Linked DNA regions of Mus musculus: all the other regions are linked to region 2. The links are chromatin loops, found by intact Hi-C in ENCODE. Cell type or tissue: left cerebral cortex. All regions are shown on one strand.

Region 1 (8,000 bases), 400 kb after region 2:
GGGTCATTCGACCCCTACAAAGGTCATGACCCACAGGTTGGAACCCTAAGGCTGGCCAGGACCTTTACAGATGAGAGCCCCAGCTTTCTCATCAGAAAGATGCATAGCATCTTGTCCACAGGAGGCAGTCCTTCTAAGACCTGTAGATAAGGCCTTTCCCATCAACCCTGCAACACCTGGGCATTCAGTTTCAACAGGAGTTTGGAGACGGACAGAAATCCTGTCCCCTCTTTACATTGGTTGTCTGAGGCAGGTGACTACCTGAAGATAAAAGCTTTGGTCTCAGAGAAGGCTGCTGAGTGTATATTGGGATTTCTCATGAGCCTTAACTTGTGTTGTAAATGGTGTAACAAGCTCTGGCCTTCTGACACCTGATCTAGAAGCGTGTCAGATTCAGCACTTGGTGAACAGAGGCGCAGTCCCAGGAAATCGTCACAAATAATTCATTGCCTGTTCTTACACTAAGCAATGAGAACACCTGGAGTAGACAGTTGCGGATATAACAATTATTTATTTATTTTTAATTTATTTTTCGTTTTACTGAGAAAAAGTCTTGTTTTATATCTTGGCCTGTCCTTGAAGTGTTCCAGTTTTCCCACTATAGATCACTGCGCAGTTCATAGCCAATTAAAAATCTTTACTCCAGCCATCAGGAACCACACCCAGGTATTCAGGGAGCCAGATGTGACCCCAAGTGTCCAGAACGTTGGGATTTTAAAGGCAAAAACCACATCCTGATTTTTGGCAGTTTCAGCAGAAGCAGCTAAGATAAGCAGCTAGCTGCAGGGGGGTCTGTACAAAACAGGCTAAGACAAGCTAGAAAAGTTACCTGGGGCATCTTGATCTTAGGATCTTGAATAGAGCTGGGTAATTTTCCACGGGATTCTCCATCAAGGGGTCATAGCTCTGGTCAAGCCTACAGTGGCCTTAGCAAGAATTCAAAATGGAGGAGCTTTTGCGCTGCCTTTCCTTGTACGGAAGTGAAGTCAATCCTATATGTCAGCCTCTTGAGGCCTTAGAAGTCCTGTGCTGCTACATTTGTCCCCCCTCATGGCTACTGTGGGGTTGGGGGTGTCTTTCGAGTACATGTGTGTTTGTGTATGTGGGAACTGTAGAGCAATCTCATGTCCTTCCTCAGGAGCCAGCTGCCTTTGTTTTTGAGACAGGCTCTCCCCCTGACCTGGAACTTGCTCAGTAGCTAGATTGGCTGGGCGGAGCCCAAAGCCTGTCATCAGAAACACCTACAATATTAGTAAAAGGGCACGGGTGGATGTGCCTGAGGGCATTCCAGAGACAGGTGGCCCATGAGGGCTTGGGGCTAATGAATGGATGGTTTTACAGTGTGATGGAGTGACTGGGGGTGGTAGGGGGTAAGAGGCAGAGCCTCATAGGAGGAAATAGATCAGTGGGGCATCTCCCAGGGAGCTCTGTCCCTGCCCTCAATTTCCACCCTTTCCTGTCCTCTGATCACCATGATGTGAGCTGCCATATTCCACTGTGTCCTTACCCCATAACGCATCCTCTGAAACCATAGGCCAAAATTAACCACTCCTCCCGTAAGCCTTCTCTGATGGGTGTCATCGTGGTCACAGGCGTGGACAAAGGCCATCCATACACATGCAGACCACTAGGGCGGAGTAGCCCACAGTCATAGGGTTCCTGCATGGCTGCCCCACCTGGATGAAGGAAGATGCTTTCTAGTCCTGATACTCTCAAATCAGCCCAAACTGCTGCTGCATTCCAGACTAGGAGTCAGGAGCTCCTGGGGCAGAAGGACCCTAAGACAACTCTAAGGGCCCCTTAGAGCTGGCAGTTTGTTGGGTCCTGAGGTTCAGTACCTGTTTACTCTATGGCCTCTTATTTCCTAAACTTTGGGTCTTAAACAATACATTAGAAAGCACAAATGTTGTGCCTTCTGTACAATGGCTTTTTTCATCAATTGTTCCCTGCCTTTTGTGAGACAGGTTCTTCTTTACTAAACACAGAGCCGCACAATTTGGCTGCCATTCCAGAAAGCCCCATAAATCCCAGTCTCCCATCTTCCCAGTAATGGTATTATTGGTTTTTGGGTGGCAGGGATTTGGTATGGCTTCTGGGGATTAGAACTCGGGTCCCCAACCCTGACTGGCAAGCCCTTTGCTGGTGGTCACTGTAGAGCAGTCTCTCCCTGAGCTGCTGTTCAGATCAGAAGATGTCCCCACCCTGGGAACTTTTCTCTCCTAACTGACTTAACTGACTTAGCTAGAAGGAAACGATAACTTGGCAGACTTAGTGGGAGTGAATCTTCTCGTCATTAGGGAGTGGCAATTCCTACCAACTCCTGAATTGGGCTGTTTAGGAGAAATAAATATTAAGATTTGGTTTCTTGTCTGAGTTAGGAAGACATCAGGCAGTGCTAGGTGTTAGAGTTTGGAGAGATAGCCAGCTCACACAATGCCCGTGTGGATAAAGGAGCATGGAGATCGGCAAGTGTTCCTCCCTACCTCCTCCTCTCTGAGCCTTAGAGCTCCCCATGCCCGTAAGTGATTAACCACAAGCCTCAGATCCAAGCTTTCTTCTTGAGGGGCTTTCACTCGAAGAAGACACGTGTGACTTTGAAATTTAGTTCTGTCACTGGGTATAGGACAATCTCTACATTATTGATTTACAGTCCCTAAATGGCTTTCTCATCACTGTCACAGAGTCGTTCGTCCTGTACCGCAGGTGTTTCCACCAGTCTGTGCATGTGACCCTGCGTGCTTGAGCACATTTTTTTCAGAAACACCAAAATTCCTCCTTTCTAGAAATTTGGAACTATCCGGGCCGATTTGATTGAGCAGATGCGATTCAAGCAGAGGCTGAAAGTGATCCAGACCCTGGAGGACACCACCAAACGCAATGTGGTAAGCCCCGTGAAGGGCAGCGGGGAGGGATGGGCGGTGGGACGGGGGCGGGGCAGGGGCGGGGAATACCTCACTTTGCCCCTCCCAGCTCACCCTCCTGCTGCCGCCCCCCCCACCCCCCCAACCCCCGCTCCAGCTTGGCAGAATTTGAGAAAGAACCTAGAGGCTTTCTTGGTGTGCCATGTTTTGAGTCTGCGCGCTCCCTTACAGGTACGGACCATTGTGACGGAGACGTCCTTCACCATCGATGAGCTGGAAGAACTGTACGCTCTTTTCAAGGTGAGTTTCAAAGTAAATTCAGAGGGATGAAAAGAACTTAATATGATGAAAAGAAGCCGTAATCGCTCAGTGAGTCCTTGATCTTTCTGTTCGGTGATTTGGGGCTTCCCTGGGTCGCCAATATACATGAGAAGGAAGACAGAGCCGGGAGAACAAAGCTGTCCTGCTAAGTAGGAAGAGTAAATTGGCTCTCAGCATTAATTTAAGTGGACATTTTAGCTCTCTTCCTCACCATCTGGTACAGTTAGTTTTCTTGGACCTTAGGACATGGGATCTTGAGTTCTAAAACTCCATAGACCAGTGGTGATCAAAGTTCAAATTCTGCCTGAAATTTCTATACCTACTAAGCTCCTAATCACCCTTTAAAAAATGTATAGCTAGAAGCAGCAGCATGGTATGTAGGAGACGTGGTTAGAGTTCACTGTTTCCCAAGTCCCCTGGCGGTGGTGGCCAGTTCTGTTAGTGCTGTGGTGATGCAGAACATCACGGAAAAGGAGGAGAAAATCTTCACAGCATGGCAGCCAAGGAACAGAAAAACACTAAGAGAGGTCCAAGACAAGAGAGAGTCCTCTAGAATATGACCCACTTCCTCCAACCAGGCTCCACATCCAGAAGTTTCCGTCATGCCCCGATAAAGCCAGCAAATGATTAATCCACTCATGAAGGAAGACCAGGCAATTGTGACTCAGTCACATCTCAGTGATGGGATCCATCCTTCAGGGACCAAGTTAACAGCATATAGCATTGTTGTGGGGATGGCTCATAGCCAAACCCTAACAAAAACTGTCTACACGCCTAGCGAAGGGCATCATGAGCTTAAATTCCTGTGGTTTCCATTTGTTCGTTGAGCCACTATTGGTATTGATCCTTAATAAGGATCAATAAGGATCCTTAATAAGAAAAATATAACCTAATAAGTTTTAAATGTGATTCTTCTACAGAAGTTTTTTGTCTTCTCTGGTCAATGTCACGGGTTGGAGTGTGGCAGTTAACACAGTACTTGGGAGTTGGAGGCAGGAACATCAGTTCAAGGGTGATGCCAGCCTGGATTGAGTGACACCATGACTCAGAAACAAAAGCCACCAGCAGATCTCAGTGTGGTTCTTTTGAGCAGGTGAAAAGATGATCTAGGAACAAACATAGAAGAAAGCATGGACATCCTGTAGACAGCTCTTACAGGAACTGAGCATAGACCTGAAGGGTCTCCCTAATGCGCCCTCCTACATCTTCACCACTAGAGGGCGCCAGTGTCATTTTTCCTCTCTCCCCTGGTAGGGAGGCCAGATGTGTATTGACTCGATACACAAGTCAAGCTCCTGCACTCTTCTGATGAAACACTGATTTCTATCCACCGCATCAGGAAACCACTGCTGAGCCTAGCTCTTCGTTCTCACCATGGTATCTTCTAGACTTACAGTTTCACAAGCTAGGTGCTCCTGTGTATAGTAGGAGGCCCACACACAGGCAGATTGGACACTGTGCCTAGGGTAACAGCAGTGGTCTGGGGCTGTATGAGTGACAGTAACCACTTTGCAACATTTTTCAGGCTGAGCATCTGACCAGCTGCTACTGGGGTGGGAGCAGCAATGCCCTGGACCGACACGACCCCAGCCTGCCTTACCTGGAGCAGTACCGCATCGACTTTGAGCAGTTCAAGGGCATGTTCGTGCTGCTCTTTCCCTGGGCGTGTGGCACACACTCCGATGTGCTGGCCTCCCGCCTGTTCCAGCTGTTAGATGAGAATGGAGACTCCTTGATTAACTTCCGAGAGTTCGTCTCTGGGCTGAGTAAGGATGCGATATTCTTGTATGAGCTGGGTGGGGACAATGGGGGTGTCACCTGGGGTTCCCCTCGATAGCACTCAGGGTCCCCACACTGAGTCTAGAGGAAGGAAGAATGCATACAAGGTTTGCATGCTAGTTGTAAGATTGTGTCTGGTTAATAGCTGTATTAATGGGTAATCTACAGCCCACTTGACACATGAGACAGATGGGGTTTTTTTTTGTGGGTTGTTTAGTTAGTTAGTTTGTTTGTTTGTTTGTTTTGAGATAGGGTTTCTCTGTGTAGCCCTGGCTGTCCTGGAACTCACTTTGTAGACCAGGCTGGCCTCGAACTCAGAAATCCACCTGCCTCTGTCTCCCGAGTGCTGGGATTAAAGGCGTGCGCCACCACGCCCGACCATGAGACAGATGTTGATATGAGTTCAGAACATGTTATCAGGGCGCTTGTAAGAAGATTCATCTGGTGAAGGTGCCTGCTTCCAAGTCTGATCTGAGTTCCCGTACCTTCCTGGTGGAGAGGGAGGGCCAACTCTCACAGAGTGTTCTCTGACCTCCTTCACACAGGACTGTGGCAAATACACACACACACACACACACACACACACACACACACACACACACACACACACACACATGCACACACACACCATAGACATAAATAACTAATATGTAGGCTTTTTAAAAAAAATACATGAATAGAGAATGCATATGGCAGTAAAATGCTAACATATCCTGTCAACCCTGACAGGTTTCCCAGGGAAAAAGGAATAGCTAGATGGTGGATTGGATTGTTTTACAAAACAATATAAAAATTAAGAGATACCCTATATAGAATAATCACATATAGGTAAGCCTTTGTAATATATGGTTTCATAATATTTCTAAGTAACATCAAATCTATTTTAATTAAAGACTGGAAAACCATAGCATAAATGGAAGTCTTTGCTGTCTGTTTCCTGGCTAAAGGACTGTCTATAAGTGGGATATGTGCACACTCTCACAAGGACTGCGTCTGGCTAGGACACGCACACATATGCGCACACATGCACACCAGACACCTGACCAGCAGGGTACAGGATGCTGGCTATCTACCAGCTTTGCTCACTTCTCTGCTGTGATTGGACCTTTATTCCATTTATAATGGGATGGAGAAACTGTTGCGTGGTAAGAGAGCTTGGCCCACTCGATGTGAAGTCAGAAGTGTAGCAAGCCTTGTGCCTGGACGTCAGGATGAATTTTTCTGAGGGAATTGTGCCTGTCTGTTATCTTGTGCATCCATCCCTTTTCTCATCCCTGTAACAAGATGACCTACAACTTAAGCAGCTTAAGCTGGAAGTGTTTCTTTTGGCTCACAGTTTGAGGGCACAGTCCATTTCAGCGGGGAAGCATCAGCAGCGTGCATATGAAGTGTCTGCCTGGTCACTGGATGCAGTCAAGAGCAGGGACATCAGTGCTGGAGCTCTCAGGCTCAGCTCCGTTCAGTCTGGGACCCCAAGCCATGTTATGGTAGCGCTCATATCTAGGATGTGCCTTCCCACCACAGTGAACGTAGTCTAGAATCTGCCTAGGTGATTCTAGGTCTGATTACACTGGCAGTCATCAGTAGTAGCCAGTTGTGCTTGCATCCTATGCTTGAAGTGATATATCCAGGCAATGATGCAAGACTAGGTTTAGAGTCAGTGATGGCTCCAGACAGCACTCTTTCTCTATAGGTAAAATGTCTAGAAGGTCAGAGGAAGCCGGAAGTGTGTTGCTTGGAAAAAGTCTTCTTAGGTTAATTCTGTCCTCACAGTTATGTGAAGCCTTGTGCACATACTTAGGGTAGGCTTGTCTGGAGGAGTTTGAAGTATGCATACACAATGCAAACAGCCCTTCGGACTAATGATGGCACTGAACAATTGTACAGTATTTTTCATGTCAGGCTCTAATGCAGTGGTTTCTATGTATGTATTTATTTGCCCTAAGGCACAAGTTACAAACTTCAGGTTTGAATTCTGACAGCCCGTAGGCATAGTTTGTGCTGTAACTGTCACACTGAGTGAGAAAAATTATCACTGGTCTCAGTCCATTTTAGCTATTCTAACAAAATGCTTTTTAGTCCGAATAATTTTTACACAAAAGAAATAAATTTCCCATAGTTCTAGAGCATGACTGGCCCAAGATCAAGAGAACATCACATTCCATTTCTGTGGTGAACAGTTCTCTCCATGTACTGATGCATGGTGGAAGAGCAAGCAGCCACCCGTGAGTTCCTTCAGTAAGGACTCCAATTTCCATGGCAGCACTGTCCTGACCTACTCAAAAGCCAATGGCACCATCATACTGGAAGTTAACATTCAGAGCAGGCCTTATGAGGTGACAGCAACATTTCAGGTCACAGGTTATCTGCCTACCCACTGATGGCCTGCTTAGGGTTTTACTGCTGTGAACAGACACCATGACCAAGGCAACTCCTATAAGGACAGCATTTAATTGGGGCTGGCTTGCAGGTTCAGAGGTTCAGTCCATTATCATCAAGGCAGGAACATGGCAGGGTCCAGGCAGACATAGTTCAGGAGATGCTGAGAGTTCTACATCTTCACCTGAAGGCTGCTAGAAGACTGGCTTCCATGTGGTTAGGAGGAGGGTCTCATTGCCCACCCCTACAGTGACATACTTCCTCCAACAAGGCCACACCTCCTAATAGTGCCACTTCCTGAGTGAAGCATATTCAAACCATCACACAGAAGGGACAGAAGCTCAGCAGCTTGCTGAGACTCCACTTCTTAGGCAGCAATAAGTACCTGCTGTCAGAGCCAGCTGAGAGAGCTGCATGTGGTTCACATCGGTCAGACCCAGGGTGTAAATGAGATTATCCAGCCAAAAGCTTCCCCTTTTTTCCCCATGCAGAAGACATTTCTTCTAGAACAGTCCCAAGAGGCATTGGTTCAATGTTAGCATAGATGCAGGCTATAGATAAGAACCCACGGGGATAATCATATCGTCCCTTTCCACCAGGATTCCAAGGCCTCTCTTCCCTCTTCCTGAACTGGCTCATCTTCAGTTAGAGACTTTAGTA
Region 2 (8,000 bases):
GAAAAAAGGAAAAGGATATATTGTGGTGAAGACATTTCTGTTGGTTTTGGCTCAAGTCCCAAATGAATTGTCCCAAGCTGACTTTCTGTATCGAGTCTCTCAAAACATATCTGTGATGTGAAGTTGTTTGGAAAGTTTCCGGTAAGAGCAAAGAAGCCCAGATGAAACCTCAACAGTTTATCAAGGGCTGTAACAGAAAGAGGTCAATTGATAAGCCAGAGTAGTGAAACAAAATAGCTATTTTAGCGGGTCTACTGTTCTGAAATTTGAGAATTTGATAAAAACACAAAGGAGGAAGACATAGATAGTATTAGTATAGTGTTATGCTCAAAAGAATGCTTCTGGGGCCTTCCATTTGTATCCAATGTGCTTGTATCAGGAATCAGAGAAATTGCTGGACTGTGAGCATTCTTACACTCCCATCTGCAGAATACATGGTCTCAGAGCAGCAAAGCAGCCCACCCTTGGTGGCAAGACACCTAGGAAAGCCATCATTTTCCCTAAGAGAGAAAATGAGGTAGGCCTGATGGCCTGAAAACAAGAACAGAGAATTAGGCAGAGGCAAAGGAAGTGAAGTTATAAATCAGAGTAAAATTAAGAAACTGGGAAATATCAGAGACAAGAGCCTATGGAGCAATTGCATTGTCCTTAAAACCATAGCCCCAGCCGAGTTCTGGAGAGAAAGTCCTTCTCCCAGGTATGCCAGGCTTTTTACCTCAGGGAAGCTACTCTACTTCTTTTAGTTAATGCTGCTGTAAAGCTGGAGTGAGGAACTAAGCACCAAGCAAGGCAGTCTATATATGAGCTTAGAATAGCACCTGTCTTATGGTCCAGTCCTCAGAAACCTCAGCTCCTTGTTAGTATGTAACACTTAATACTTACAAACGCCTACTCTAAGCCAGGCACTGTGGCAGATGCTTGGACCCGAAGTACTAGTAGGAAACCCAGCTGGTTCTTCTGAGATTATCATCACTAAATGTGTGAAATGGAATCAATCTAACTTGAACACTCCTGTTTTTTTTTCTATCTAAACCTAGAATTATTATTCTCACTGTGTTATTCTGATATGTATGTTTTTAGATCTGACAAACCAACATTCAGCATTCATTTGGATTACTACATCTGATAGTAAAATCTTTGATCATATCAAAGTCCTCTGAGCATCCAGAAGAGCACAGCCGCATAAAAGAGAGAGGTGACCATCCCCTGAGAGGGCAACTTAGGATGGTCTGACTTTCAAAGGTTTTGCTTTAGGCAAGTATTATGTTTTCGGTATCCCAACAATGCTCTGTGGTATTGGATGGCTTTTTCCCCTTCCATAGCCTCACTGAATATGTTTTGAAAGATTTCTTTTGTTTTCAGGCAGATCAAGTTATCTAAGAGTTTATTATAATAAAAGATACATGCTAATGAATGATCATCAATGTTGTTAGGTGGGACTGATCGATCAAGATAAATTTTTTTGAAGTAAGACAAAAGAAACCCAGACGTCGAAACTTCTATACATATGACCTCTATTAAATTATTAAGGTATGTACGTAAAGCCATAGTAAATTGTATTTGTAAATGACATAACTCACTTTGTAAAATGTCTAAGGTCAGAGTCTCTTTGAGCATGTTGGATACAATGGTGGTGAGACTCAGTATGGTTGCCAAGGTGGAGAGTGTCTACAGAAAATCCACTTGGCTGGTGCTCAGAGAACCGAGTACCCTCCACTCCTCAGTGTGGCTGCTCTTTGCTTCTGACTCAGACCCAAACCTCCTGAAAATCTGCTACCTCCACCAAGGAGTCCTCCAGAAACTTGGACTGGTAGAGAGTCCTCCTGTTGGGACTCATCACTGTTACTATTTTTAAGAATTTCTTAAAGAGCCCCCTTTACTTTGGTGCTTCATGAAGCCAACCTTAAAAACACAATTTGGCAATCTTATTAGTGTGACAATAACAAAAATTCTTCACATGCTCTGATCTAATCTTCCATAACCTAATAATGTGGCAAGCTGCACCAAACTGCCATCTTGGTGACTCTGGTGACCTAAAACCGAATACATCTAAAGCGGTTGATTCTTAAACCCAAAGTGCCCCTTGCAATCTTGGTCATCTTACAAAATGACAACTCTAGTTTGTAAATAAGTGAATCTGTTGGGTTTTTTTTTCCTTTCCTGTACCCTGCTACTTGAATGACAATTCTGAGACTAATTATTTGCTAATAAATGCCTAGGCCATAAGCCATGACTCACTCCCTAACTAGCTCATAACTTATTTAATCCATTCACACTATTCTGTTTTCCTCATGATTAGTTACCTCTCCTTCAGTCCCAGGCTGCTTCTTCCTTATCTTCTTTCTTAGCATCTCTCTGGAATCTCTCTTTATTCTCTCCCTGTTTTCCAGAATCCTCTCTCTTCCTGCCAATGTCCCACTTTCCACTTCCTGCCTCAGCTCATTGGCCATAAGCCTTTATTTATTGACAGGTGATGCATCTAAGAGATTCTCTACACCAGTTGCTTCCTGACTTCTGTATTTTCCTTACCACCCTCACCAAAGCATCAGAGAACAGTGCCTACCCCACCTCCAGAGCCCCCACGAGCCAGTCACTCCACTCCACCTCCAGAGCCCCCCACGAGCCAGTCACTCCACTCCACCTCCAGAGCCCCCCATGAGCCAGTCACTCCTTAGCATGCTCTGCCATTTCCTCAGCATGCGTTTCTCTTGGCTTTCCCCCCAGATTATTTTTGCAGCTCCTTAAGTGCCCTCCTTGCTTCTATCCTTCCTCCAGTACTGTCAGAATAAAACTTTGATGTTCTCATATAACACCACATTTTTCTGTCCAGACATCTCCCAGGAATCTTCCTCTCACCCAGATTAAACTGCAAGGCCACTTAGAATCTTCCCACCATTAATCCCATCTCATTCTTTCCATCGCTCATCTCTCTCCACCCCTGATGAGCTCACTATGGCTTCTGAACACATCAAACACCAACCTGTCTGATCTATTGTACCTACAACTCCTTCCTATTACCAACAACTGGTCCCCTAATAATCATTCAAGTCCTTCGTCCTTTGAGGATTATATTTAGACATAGGATATATCCAGAATCCATCTTCTGTTTTGTGATGTCCAGACCTAGGATGTGTATATTGTGACAAAAACTGCTGGGCTTCTCAGTGCTTCTCGAGAGGCACAGGAAAGAGAACCAGGTGGAAGATATAATGTAAATCATTAAGCACTACCATATTTGTGTATGTATAAATAAGTAGACATTTTATATTACTGGTTTCTGAAACTACAGAAACCATTAATGAGGAAGTGTAACAACCAACCAGATATCTAATTGTTAAAGAATTCTGCTATTAGAACACGACTCTAGGAAACTGTTCTCCACTGGTTTCTTTTAATCTCTGTCACAACTGGAAAACACAGCTTAAAATGGTAACGAACACACACACACACACACACACACACACACACACACACACATACCACCTACTGACGCTGTGAATCCTCTAAGGCAGGGCTATTAGAGTGGGAATGGAGGCAAAATGTCTCAATCTTAAAGTATGAGGAGAGGTCCATTTTCTAAGAAAACTAACGCCATGCCATGAGCTGGCTTCCAGAGCAGAGGAAAAGAAGTCACTTTTACCCACACCACAGACTGGTCCTTAGACCAGCAGAGTGTGCATCACCAAGGACCCCACCCCTGACTTAATAAATGTGAAATTCTCCTGAATTCATGCTGATCAGTCCTGGTTTAAAACTGGAATTCTGACAGCCACTGTCCTAAATATTCAGGTCTGGGGGGGCGGGGGGGAGGGGCCTCATGACCAATCAGTGCTGGGATAAATACCAGAGAACTCTCTGCACATCTTCCAGCAAACGGAAATGCTGTTCCAGAGAGGTTCCTACACTTTGCTGTATTTAAGACTCCCTCAATTAATTGTTCCCAATTCAAAGGCCTGAAGGTCCTTTTTACCTTTTGCCCGCAACTGTCGAAGCCTGAATTTGAGGCCCAGCAGAGGTCGCTGACGCCCAGGAAGAGAGACAGAGTGAGCGTTGCAAGGGGAGCCCAGGAGCTTTGACATCATACTAAGCTCCTCCTTGCACGCGCACATCACACACACACACACACACACACACACACACACACACACACACACACACACACACACACACACAAATACAGACACACACAAAACGCTGTATCCCTCTCCTCACGCTCTCCCCCATCCCATCTGCCCCGTACCTCCCCCTCCCTCGGCAAGTGAGTGTCCCGGGCGTAGCCACCTAGTCTGGCCAGAAGCGCAGCGCCTACTGCCCATGGGAACCCACGCATAACAGGAGCGACCTCCGCGTCTGCAGCGGGACCGATAGTCCCAGCACCGAGGATCTCCAGCACCCCACCCCCGCCCCGCTCGGCCGCGACAAGCAGAGCCGCCACCCCTTCCAAACCCGAGGACCCCGCCACCTCTATGAGAGAAGGCGACACGGGGCAAAGGAACAGGACGCCTGGCAGCCGGACTCCCCCGCAAGTGCGCGGCGCCCGCTCCGCGACCGCGCCGCGATCACCCGGGAAGCCCGATGCCAGCGCCGCGCTTCGGCTGAGAGGGGACAGGGCGGGTTTCTCCCGCTCGTCCCGGATCCGGTCTCCGCAGCGTCTGCGCGTCCCAGCCGGAGCTCCGCCGGCCAGGGAGTGAGTCGCAGCGACAGGAGAACCAGAGTGGCTGCCCGGGGTTGGCCGGGGCAGGGAAAGGAGGGACGGAGCGGGGGGAGGGCGCAGGGGGCGGGGAGGGGACCCCGGAGGAGAGAGATGACAATGTCTCTCATCCAAGCGTGCCGCAGTCTGGCTCTCTCAACATGGCTGCTTTCCTTTTGTTTCGTGCATCTGCTCTGCCTGGACTTCACCGTGGCGGAGAAGGAGGAATGGTACACCGCCTTCGTGAACATCACCTATTTGGAGCCCGAGCCCGGGGCCGCGGTGGCGGGCAGCGGTGGCGGCGCGGAGCTGCACACGGAGAAGAGCGAGTGCGGGCGATACGGGGAGCACTCGCCCAAGCAGGACGCGCGCGGCGAGGTGGTCATGGCCAGCTCGGCCCAAGACCGCCTGGCTTGCGACCCCAACACCAAGTTCGCCGCGCCGGCCCACGGCAAGCACTGGATAGCCCTCATCCCCAAGGGCAACTGCACGTACAGGGATAAGATCCGGAACGCGTTCCTGCAGAACGCCTCCGCTGTGGTCATCTTTAACGTGGGCTCCAACACAAACGAGACCATCACCATGCCCCACGCAGGTGAGCAACCCGGGGGGTGCCTGGCGGACGTGGGGGAGGGGAGCCCGAGAAGCGTCTAGGGAGATCTAGCACCGCCTCCGGGGCACCTCTGGCTGAGAAGTCCGTGCAGCACCAGAGACCAGTCTCTTATGTATGAACCTATTAAGTTTTGTTGTGCGTCGCTTGGGGGACAGGTTACAAGCATGAGAGGTTTCAGTATGTTGGGGGAGTATCGGAGAGTCTGGTTCGGGAGAGGGTTCAAGCTGTGGAGTGTCTTCTCCCAGGAGAATTTGGAAAGTGAGATTTGGGAAACAGGGCTGAGATATTGTTCTTGTTAGTGACCCGTTTCAGCACCTGTTTGGAACCGGAAGTTCTAATAACTTGTCTCTGCGCTTCGTTGTGTGTATCAGATATACATACCTGGTGCAAGTGTTTGTGTATCAAGAGGCAGGTCAACTTACCTGTCTGCAGCTGACCATCGGCAAACTGCTCTCCCAAGTCAGGTTTCAGCCCTTCTCAGGAGCCCTTCCCCTTGCTGGGACCATAAGTAAATAATATTCAAAGCTCTGCCAGGTTGTCATCTAGAGAGATGGACTGACGGGGAGCATGGGTGAAACATTGCAATGCCCAACAAGCCAAGAATAGCCACAACGTTAGAATTACTTTCTACTGCTGTGTTGTCTTCTGCCTGCATCTGGTTTCGAGATGCACTCAAGAAAGACCTTTGTCAGTGACCACAGGGGCCAGACTAAAAATAAGCATGATTGCCCCAATTCAACACAGTCTATAAACAGTGTTTTCGTGAGAGAAGTAACAGAAGCAACAAGACTATGTTATTCATATTTATTAGCACAGGCCACTGGTTATAGGAAACTGCCTTCTTTGAGCGCAAGCTCATGCAGAGGCACCTGAGAGGTGGGTCCTTTTTTCCCTCACAGCATTTCCTGCAAGCAGGATGTGGGAGAAATGACTGGAGTGTCGTTCTGGGCAGAGTCATCCAATCAGAACAATTGTTGCAATTAAAGCCCAAGCTTCTAATAAGCAAAGAACTGGGATGGAACATGCAGATTGGCTGTACGTGCAGACATATTTTCTATAGAGACAGATCTCTCTTTCAAGAGTTCATAGCATCTATTCGTGAAATATACAATTAGTTTGCCCAGAGTAACCAACACCAGCTGTTGTAGTCAAGGGCATTTGTTAACTTTCTGGAAAACAGGTTGGGAGGCAAAATGAAAAATGAGCCAGAAAACAGCATGGTTTTCATGAGGAGAAACCGTTACCTTCTTAGAAAACTTCTGACCCTGCACGTTAGAGACATTTGCTGTATTTCCTTGAGCACAATCACTCTCCCAGGGAGAGACCTGCACTCTGACCTTGAGTCATAGGGCCCCTGCTTAAACTTGATCTCCAAGGATATTTGCACTATGGAAGAGTATCCAAGTCATGTAAGGCATCTTTCAATTAACATTTAATATGGAAAATATAGATTCAGGGAGTGGGAAGCAGGGCATGCAGGAGTTATTCTGGGATCTGTAAACACCAAGGTTCCATAGTGAAATTTAAGGGTTCCATAAATGTTTTTCTGTGTGTGAGCGTGGAATCTTAAGCTGAGCTTCTCTGTGCACAGCACAATAGTTATCGTTTGTCCCTGTCTAAGAAACCGCTTTCAGAACAGCAGACACACTGGATCAATTAATGGCTCACCAGTCTTGAAGAAAACTATAATTTGATTTTCTACACAAAGGATGCTTAAGGCATACTAAGAAGGAAAGGGTTGGTGATAGTCTAAAAGTTAATGTAATATTTCTCCATGCCAAAATAAAATAAAAGTTGTGTCTGCTGTTATTTTTGATCTCCCTGTTATGCCTTGGACACATTCCCACATTAGTCAGAGGGGGAGACTTCTACAGGACTGTGATTCGTGTGACCAAGGTGAGCATATGAGTTTCACTGTCAATCAATGTCCTACACTTTCTTCTAGGGCCTGAAGGCTCAACTTTCTCCTCATTAAATATGAGTCAGACCTGGGAATTCACTTAGGAAACCATATACAGGCTAGATGTTGATGGAATATGGTTATTTAGTGAGCTCAGATTGCAGGGCACCAGGGGACATGGTTGTGGCCTTTTTAATCCAGTCCCTGAGTTTAGAGGAAAATCAAAAGCTAATATTTGCCATACTTCTCCATCAATGCCCTGATTTGAGGAGACAACAGCTTGGGGGAGAGAAGGCTTGGGTTTAGAATTTTGGAGCCTACATATAGTGTTTATCATCTGCTGTGATAGAGCCCTAATTACCAGACAGAAACAAATTCAACTAAATAAATTATTTCTTCCATCCTTCTCTCTTCTTTCTCTCTCTCTCTCTCTCTCTCTCTCTCTCTCTCTCTCTCTCTCTCTCTCTCTCTCTCTCTCCCCTCTCTTCTACCACTCCCTCTCTCTCCCCTCTCTCCCATCCCTTTTCTTTTTCCTTTCTTTTTTCTTCTTTTTTTTTGTTTTGTTTTGTTTTGTTTTGTTTTGTTTAGAGACAGGGTTTCTCTGTGTAGCCCTGGCTGTCCTGGAACTCACTCTGTAGACCAGGCTGGCCTCAAACTCAGAAATCTGCCTGCCTCTGCCTCCTGAGTGCTGGGATTAAAGGCATACGCCACCACTGCCCAGCTTCCCACCCCTTTTCTGTTCCCCCTCTCTCTTCCCCCTCCCTATCGCCCTTTCTCTTCATCCCTCTCTCTCCTGT
Region 3 (8,000 bases), 230 kb after region 2:
TTTTTTTTCTAACTCCCGATAGCCACATTTTAAGAAGCAAAAAGGAAACAGGTGGAAATTATTTAATAGCAGTTTAATCTAATATTATTATTGTTTTGATGTGCAAATGATGTAGGGTGTCAGGAAAACATTTTCCTCTATTCTTTGTTACCTATTCTAAATCTGCTGTCTTTTACACGCCCAGCACATCATCATTATTACTAGCCACAGTTCAAGCTTTCCGTAGCCACATGTGCCTAGTGGCCACCAGCCGGGCAGCACAGCCCAAGAAATGTTCCAGAATCCTTACAAGTGCTCTCCTGACTGTGACAGGAGAAAAAGGATAAGATTACCTCAGGTTTTCCCCAAAAGAAAAACAGACTTTAGCCAAGTTACCTAAGGAGACAGCCAGGGATGTTCTTATTCCATAAGTAATAGCGGTTCAAATAGCCTTTATCAACTTTCTAAACACAGTGTCCACTGTCCTCAGCAACTGTTGCTTCTCTGACGAGCTGTTTGTTAAAAAACAACAAGACAACCAACCATGCTGATTTGGTGCTGAAATAAAATTACACCCTCACTTTTATGACAAACCCTGAGACTCATGTGAGAGACTTACACCCCTCACTTCTATGACTAATCCCAAGACTCTTAATGTGACACTTAGCCAAAGAGAATTTACCTCAACCCATAGTTCTTCATCCCTGTGGCTGCCCCGTTCTAAAGCAGTAGAACTCAGAGACAGGAAAGGCGCAGGAAACCGCAGGCCGAGCCACATACCCGGTCTGTGTGGCATTGCCGAGAAAGGATCTCTGAGCTTGTGGCCATCCAGCCTCTATGTGGTGAATGGCGAGCAGCTTTCTCTTCAGCTTTGTCCAAGGTTGAGAGAGGAAAAGAGCCCTGAACTCCCTCAGAGTCACTTTCAGAATGGCTTCCTCCTGCGTGGTTAATCCTTCTAAAGGGCTGCTGCCTCCTAAGAACAGCCTTGGGTCTGGCAGGGCCTTCAAGGTCAGTTCTGGTCACACACCCAAGGGATGGATATAGTATGGAGACAGGAGATGATAAGGTATCAGAGGCAATCAGGCAGTGGTGGCTCACACCTTTGAACCCAGCACTCAGGCAGGTGGATCTCAGTGAGTTTGAGGTCAGCCCGGTCTATGAAGCAAGTTCTGGGACAGCTACAGAGACAAATACTGGGTGGAGGCAGGGGCAGAGGTGGGGAGGAGTACCAGAGGCACCTAGCTATTTCAACATTGTGTGTGACATCCTGGCCATGGAAGCAAGTCTCTCTCCAGAGATTTGTTGTTGTTGTTGTTGTTGTTGTTGTTGTTGTTGTTGTTGCTTTAACATTTTCATCTGTGGGTATTCAAGGGTCTAGCCTGTTAAGAATGGCTGTGCCCAGTGGCCATTTTCTTTACAGCCCAGACATTCCTGGGACTACAACACTTCCAGAACCAAAAGAGAACATCAGTCTGCCTAAGATTCTTGGTGTAAGCTTAGTTGGTGCTGAAGTAGATTGCATAAGCATTTAATGGCATTTAGTTGTCCACTGAATGCATATCCTTGGCTGAACACCATGAAAATTACCAAATAAAAACTTTCAAAAATTTTAGGAAAGATCATCATGCAATCTACAAAGAGAAGGTCCAGTCTCTGCAGTGCTGAGGTACTGAGGCCAGGGAGATGATGTCCTGTAGAAGAAAAAAAAAAAAATTAAATGTATGAGTTGCTCTATCTGCATGTACACCTGCAAGCCAGAAGAGGGCATCAGATCCCAGATACAGATGGTTGTGAGTCCCCAGGTAGTTACTAGGAATTGAACTCAGGACCTCTAGAAGAGCAGTCAGTGCTCTTAACCACTGAGCCATTTCACCAGCCCCCATAGCATTCTTAATTTCCCTTCCCTTCCTTGCACACACACACACACACACACACACACACACACACACACACACACACACACTTTCCCTATCTTACACCCCATTTCCTTAAACCCTGTTCCTTGGTCCCCTCCTAATAGGCCACATTCGCACAAGAGCAGGATTTGCGTGACCTGTTTCTGCCATCTTCCCAGGGTCCTTAACATTTAGCAAGCCATGCTTCTTGGAAAGAACGTACGGCAAAGAGGAGCAGAGGCACTGCCCTTCAAAGACTGGGCTGCCTGATTTCCTGAGCAGTATTTCTGTCCATTTTGGGAGAGGACGGAGGAGCAGGGGTGATGGCTGAATTTCACAAGGGAAACGACCAGTACCCTGAAGGACATCCACAGCAGGCAAGATCCCAGATCAAAGCAGGGTGAGCTAAGGAGAAAGTCTATGTGGAAAACTGCCCCTCCCCTGGGCTCGGAACTTACCAATGAGTCCCAGGGAGAGCAGGTGTTGAAGGGAGTCAATAGTCATGAGTTAAAACGTCTTGATTGTGAAGAAGATTGGGATACTTGGCTCCCAACAGCAGGCCTTTCTCAGGAGGGTCAGACAGTGCTAGTTAAAATCTTGTAGATAGGGAACTATTTTATTCCACTGTGAGCTTCGTGGTGGCATGGTGTTATCATCCCATAACTAATGAAGTGAATGTAGATCCCAGATGTGGACTTTAATTAATTTAATCAGTTCCTTGTTCTGTAAGAGCCTGTCTCACTCACTCACTCTCTCCCTGTCCTATGTCCTTCATAATCAAATGGCTTTTTCTTGAACCTCAGTGCCCAGATCCTCTAAACTGGTGGCATTACAGATGCTCACCCTCACTGCAGAGCTGTTTGCTCTTTAGCCACTTGATATGTGTTCATTGATGAGGGGGAAGAGGAAGAAGAGGAAGAGGAGGAGGAGGAAGAAGAGGAAGAGGAGGAGGGGGGAAGGAGGAGGATGTGGGAGTGTGCTTCTTGTAAGACCTCTAAAGAGGCAGACAGGAAAATCTACAGAGAAAGGAGAGACAGTTGAGTGACCCAAAGTCATTGCTGGGTAGAAATTCTCTGGTGTGCGGTTCTTTGGCCAGCAGTGACCTTGGAGAAAATGTGAGGACCGTGTGTGCTAAATAAACCAAAGACTGATCAACATCCAAATGGACACATGTTCTTCTGTGAACTAGCTGAATTGTCTCCTGATGTTCTCACAAACAAAAGTCAAGGTGGATCCCTTGGGCATTTCAATTTTTTCAGGCTGCTGGTTGGCCTCGATAAATCCACAAATCTAAAACAATGGACTGTGGCCTTAGTGACACACATGCCATCTTTAAACTTTCGTGTTTAACCCTCTTTACTTCAAAACTTCAGACAAATCTAGCACTCATATTGAACTCAGAATAGTTTTCTTTGAGAATGTGAAGATTTTAAATAGCCAAAGATTTCTTCATGTAAGAGCTAGCCCATTGTAGTGTATCCTGCTCTTTGAAGTAAATACCAAATTGTCGCCTATTAGGGACAGAGCAGTTGAAGGCCAGTGCATGGGCTTAGCAATCCAAATTTGTGTTGCTGTCTTCCGAACCTGTCTGTAGAATTTTATTGCAAGGGTCAGAGCGCCCTCTGCTGGTCTGATACTTTCAGCAAATTAATTTGCAGTGGGTTTCCAAGTCAACAAATGTGTCTTGCATTTTCATCGGTACCATTCCTTCAATAGTGGAGAATTTGGCCAGCAGTTATCAAATGAAGAGAGAATGTCTTGAACTCTAGAGAGCTGTAGGAGACCTCAAAGCAGGCCTGTTTTAAAACGTTGCTGTGTTCTGTTGCTGTCTGGGATGTGTGTTGTCAGCATTGCTCTGTGTGGCTTTGGCTCAGCTCCGCTTCCTCCCACGAAATCGAGAAGGAAGATCAATAAGAGGACTTCTTCTTCCGTGTGAATGTAAATGGTGTGAAATAAAGCGTTTTGTATGTGTGCAGAATCAGTTTAGTTCCTGCCTTCAGCTTACTAATAGGAAATGATTGTACCATTTTATAATTAGGAAGAAATTTAGAGGTGGAAGAGGGTGGGGAGGGAGTGTTATTTTTATAGTGGGATGTCCGTTATGTTTAGAAAACTTGAGATAAATTTTGTATTTGTGAAGTTACATTCCATCCATTCCAGGGTGGGGGTTCTTTAAAACTCTCCTTAGGTGGAAGGAAGAATTTTCTCATTTGCAGAATATCCGGAATGCATGTGTCGCCTTCCGTGGCATGCACTTCTGTAACCTGCAGACCATAACCAGCAAGTGTCTGTTTAAAAGCAGGAAGTAGAGCAGCATTTTTTTAAAACTCTCTTTGTGTGACACATTATCTGTGATTAAAAAAAAAACTACAAAGATAATGGATCTGTAAGTCTGGAATAATCAGACATGATGTTATAAGTCGGCCTCCAGCATCACCAACCCCATGAGCAAAGAGAAAACCCAGGCCTTTCTTTCTCCACCCTAGTGGGAATTATTAGCTTCTGTTGTCAAAGGGTGATGCCACAGTCAGTATTCCCTTGAGCTTGCCTATGATGTCATTTTGGCTGGTCTGAGGGTGGAGTGAAAGATAGGCCCATCTCACCTGTAATCTGAGATAGGACAGTGAAGGCAACCCTGACCTCACTGCCTGCTGACCCACCAATCACAAGAACTGGCTCTGGCTGGTTTTTGTCTGAGGGAATTTTGGACTTGAAGTTTGGTTCACTTTTCTTGTGCTGAAATATGGTGGTAGTGCGTTCTACAGCCACGCTGTGAAGACATCACTTCCCCTCGGAGTCCCCTGAGTATTTACAAGCCTCAGCAGGGCAGCATAGCTATGTTCTGTTTGCCGTTTGTTGGTTTGCTTCTGTATAGGTCTCTTTCCTTCCTCCCAGCCCCAGATGCCTACCCGACTCTTTTAAAGCACTTTATATCTCTTTAAATACAAAGGAAATTGGAAGGAAAAAAAAAACCCTATGACTTTAAAGGAACCCATCTTCTGTTAGGAAATACAGACTTTATTTTGCTTTGTTGTCTTCTTGGTGTGCTTGGAGAACATCCACAGTTTATGTGGTCCTGGGCGCGTGATGAAATGGTTAAGGATGAGAGCTGGAGACATTCAATCAGACGTGACTATTTTCATTATATTAAAGATTCTAATGTAAATAAATGCAACTGTGTTCTGACCTATGGGTCAAAAGATATAGCAAACTATAAAGATTTCAACACAGGATTGTGACTTTCAGGAAAGTTTTGTTTTGTTTTGTTTTGTTTTTTAATAAAATGGAAACAGATTTTGTGTTGTGCCATCTAGATCCCCTAACTCTGTCACCTCTCCTCGAGTTCCCAAGGTGGCCCTGTGGGTATCAAAACATCAATATTTACTGTTAAATCATATGATGGTAAAAGTCCAAAACAGGATTGCAACTGAGTCATTTCCCTCAATTAGGTCGTGTGGCAGAAGCCAGACCTCCTTAGGGCTCTGAACCTCTAAGTGAATTGATTAAAAAGGTTAACACTGGGCTGCTGAGATGGCCCAGAAATGAAAGGCATTTGCTGTCAGGCCTGGTGACACAAGTTCAAACTGAAGCCGGAAGCCAAGTAGGGAAGGAACCAAATTCAGCAAGTTCTTCTCTTGCCTGCAAACACACCGTGACACACACACAAGCAGGTACCACCTACAAATATACTGTAGTGTAAGAACAGAGAGAGAGAGAGAGAGAGAGAGAGAGATGCACAGGCATATGTATGCACTAAATAAAAGATAAATGAATGCAATAAAAATTTAGAAAATTTAGCATTTTGCACAAGAATGGCAGGCAAGTACGGTGATGATGCTGTTGAAGAGGGTGGGGAGCTGGGCACTGTTCAAAGTTCCATCTCCATCCCCCACAGGTTTGTATTTTTAATCATGGCTGCACTTTGGGTGGGGGGGGTTTCAGGTAGTCTGTGATAGCCACAATACTAACATCTGCTTATTACCTATTTATACGGGGGGGGGGGGGGGGGGACGCACCATACCTGTAGACCAGAGGTCAACCACAGGTGTTTTTTTTTTTTTTAATAGGATTTCTCACTGGTTCAAAAGTAGCCAGGTACAGAAAGAAGGCTGGCCTTTGAGTCCTGAGGAATCCACAAGTTTCCACCTCCCTGGGGCTAGGATTATAATATTGGGTTACCACATCCGACATTTTTTTCTTGTACTCAGAGGACACTTACTTTAAGAACTGAATCCTTTTCACAGTCCTCCATTCCTAAATGATTTTAAACAGCAGAGCCTAGGGATTAGCTAGGGGTTTGCAAAGGAAATGTAAAGGAGGTGGGTAAGGAAGTCAAGGAAGGTGACTACCACCCCTAAGAAGAAGTCAGCAGAGGCCCAGTGTGATGCAGACCCGCCACCTGCCCATCCTCGATGCCTTTTAAAAGCAGGTCAGCCTGATACCCTAAGATACCAGGAGGTGTAGAACCCAGAGATGGCTCTGTCAAAACTCAAAACACTGGGCTGTGGCCTCTGAGAGCAACTGGGTAGCCAACAGTGTTTTCCCAGCTTAGCATCCGCACGGACAGTCCATACTTACCCTGTACGCAGCTAAATAATCGAAGGGATCATTAAGAAGGATGCCTGTGTCATACTGGAAAGCACCTTGAACTTTAAGCCTCCATCAGGCCATTTTTACCATCAGATGTTGCTCTGGCATATAAAGACATGAAGCTATTATGCCCAGAATGTAGGCACCATTCATCTCAACTCCAGCCTTCACATCTTCCCAATGGACCAGGGCCTCCTATGGGCCACACGCTGGCGTATGCTCAAAATTACAGTACAGAGTCCCAAAATCAACAGGGTGGGAATATGGTACCACACAGTCCATATTAGTTGACAAAGGTTTTCAAAAGACTGCCAGAAAATCATAAGCTAACTAACTACTTTATGTATCTGCTTTTCCTGAGGCTGAACGTTGGTAGAATATTTTCTCGGGGGGAGGGGTGGTGTTTTTCAGCCCTGCCCTGGGCAGGGCCACCTGTGTACATGTACCAGCATTCAAACTGAAACTCCCAGCCAGACAGCGTTTCACACATGTGTCTTGCATGTTCCACGGACCACTTGTTCCTCCTACCTGTGATTGGGATTGTCAACTTGACTTCATTAGGAGACACCAAAAGCATTCACGAGGCACACTTTGGGATGTGTCTGTGAGATTGTTTCCAGAGAAGTTTGACCAGAACCTGGGGACACCTTGCAGGGGACTGGCACCACCCCATGGGCTGAGATCCTGACTGAACCAAAGGAAAGAGGGGAAAACAAGTCGAAGCCCAGCACTCCTGCTCTCTGCTTGCTGAACCAAGGAGATGTGAGAGATCCTGGCTGCAGGTCCCACTGCCACACCTTTCTTACCGTGATATACAGTTCCCTTCCAACTGTGAGCCATGGACAGCAAGAGAAATATTGAATTCTCTGCTTCTAGTTGAACAGGCAGGTCAAGGGGTATTACTAGGACAAGCTATGAGTGTCCTTGGGAAAGCACAGAATACCCATGTGTCAGGGAACAGTGGACAGCAACGTGGCTGTGGTGTGCGGCCTGGTTTCCCTGAGGAAGTGGAGCCCTGGTGCTTTCTATTTGAAATGACACACAGTCATCCTCTGGAGAAGGAAAGACTCCACAGTCTCATGTAAGCCAGCCAGGTCTGGGACTGTTGTTCTAAAAAAGACACAAAAATGAATTTAGTTAGTTTCTAAGTCTCAATGTATTTGAAAGCAACATTAGTATTCGGTTTGCAACACTAGTATTGGGTTTTGTTTTGTTTTATGTTGTTGTTATTGTTTTTGGTTGGTTGGTTGGTTGGTTGTTTTGCCTTATTCCAATAATACAAGAGGATTGGCTAGAGAGAAATAGGGTGTGGGAGAGGCTTCCGTGAAGGGGGGATTGTGGAGGATGAGGTGGAAGAAGGGACTGAGTGGGCAGGGGGGAGAAGATCACTAGGGTGGAGGAGAGTCAGGGTGAAGATTGGGAGGGGTAGGGATGGACAGGACTGGGGAAAGTCTGGCAGTGAAGGACTGGAGAGACGGTGGGATAGGGTAGGGATGAGGGTGAGACTGAGTAGGGATGGGGCTGGAGAAAGGGAGA

The links. Peaks named below come from ENCODE experiments on the same cell type or tissue, not always from the same donor. Only the 100,000 strongest peaks of a DNase experiment are listed, where the experiment ranks them.
Region 1: it touches region 2 in a loop (4-fold over the local background); 2 of 42 quality-filtered maps call a loop at or near these places.
Region 3: it touches region 2 in a loop (8-fold over the local background); 41 of 42 quality-filtered maps call a loop at or near these places.

The regions. Positions count from the first base shown.
Region 1 is chr8:83,256,212-83,264,211 of GRCm38, forward strand. Tbc1d9 (TBC1 domain family, member 9) reads left to right here. Exons shown (of 21, transcript NM_001111304.1): 14 at 2,784-2,882; 15 at 3,093-3,161; 16 at 4,708-4,948. Among named protein-coding and RNA genes, the nearest start is that of Ucp1, 30 kb to the right of the region's middle. In left cerebral cortex, a CTCF peak has its summit at 4,391 (motif pointing right); a DNase peak (open chromatin) is centred at 4,407.
Region 2 is chr8:82,859,206-82,867,205 of GRCm38, forward strand. It overlaps Rnf150 (ring finger protein 150), which reads left to right and starts at 4,151. Exons shown (of 7, transcript NM_177378.4): 1 at 4,151-5,285. The coding sequence starts at 4,805. In left cerebral cortex, CTCF peaks have their summits at 3,997 (motif pointing right) and 4,635; DNase peaks (open chromatin) are centred at 4,048, 4,286, 4,610, 4,869 and 3 more places; H3K4me3 peaks cover 2,918 bases; H3K27ac peaks cover 1,728 bases.
Region 3 is chr8:83,086,083-83,094,082 of GRCm38, forward strand. Rnf150 (ring finger protein 150) reads left to right here. Exons shown (of 7, transcript NM_177378.4): 7 at 1-5,189. Among named protein-coding and RNA genes, the nearest start is that of Tbc1d9, 75 kb to the right of the region's middle. In left cerebral cortex, CTCF peaks have their summits at 1,726 (motif pointing right) and 3,504 (motif pointing left); DNase peaks (open chromatin) are centred at 765, 1,734, 3,497 and 7,482.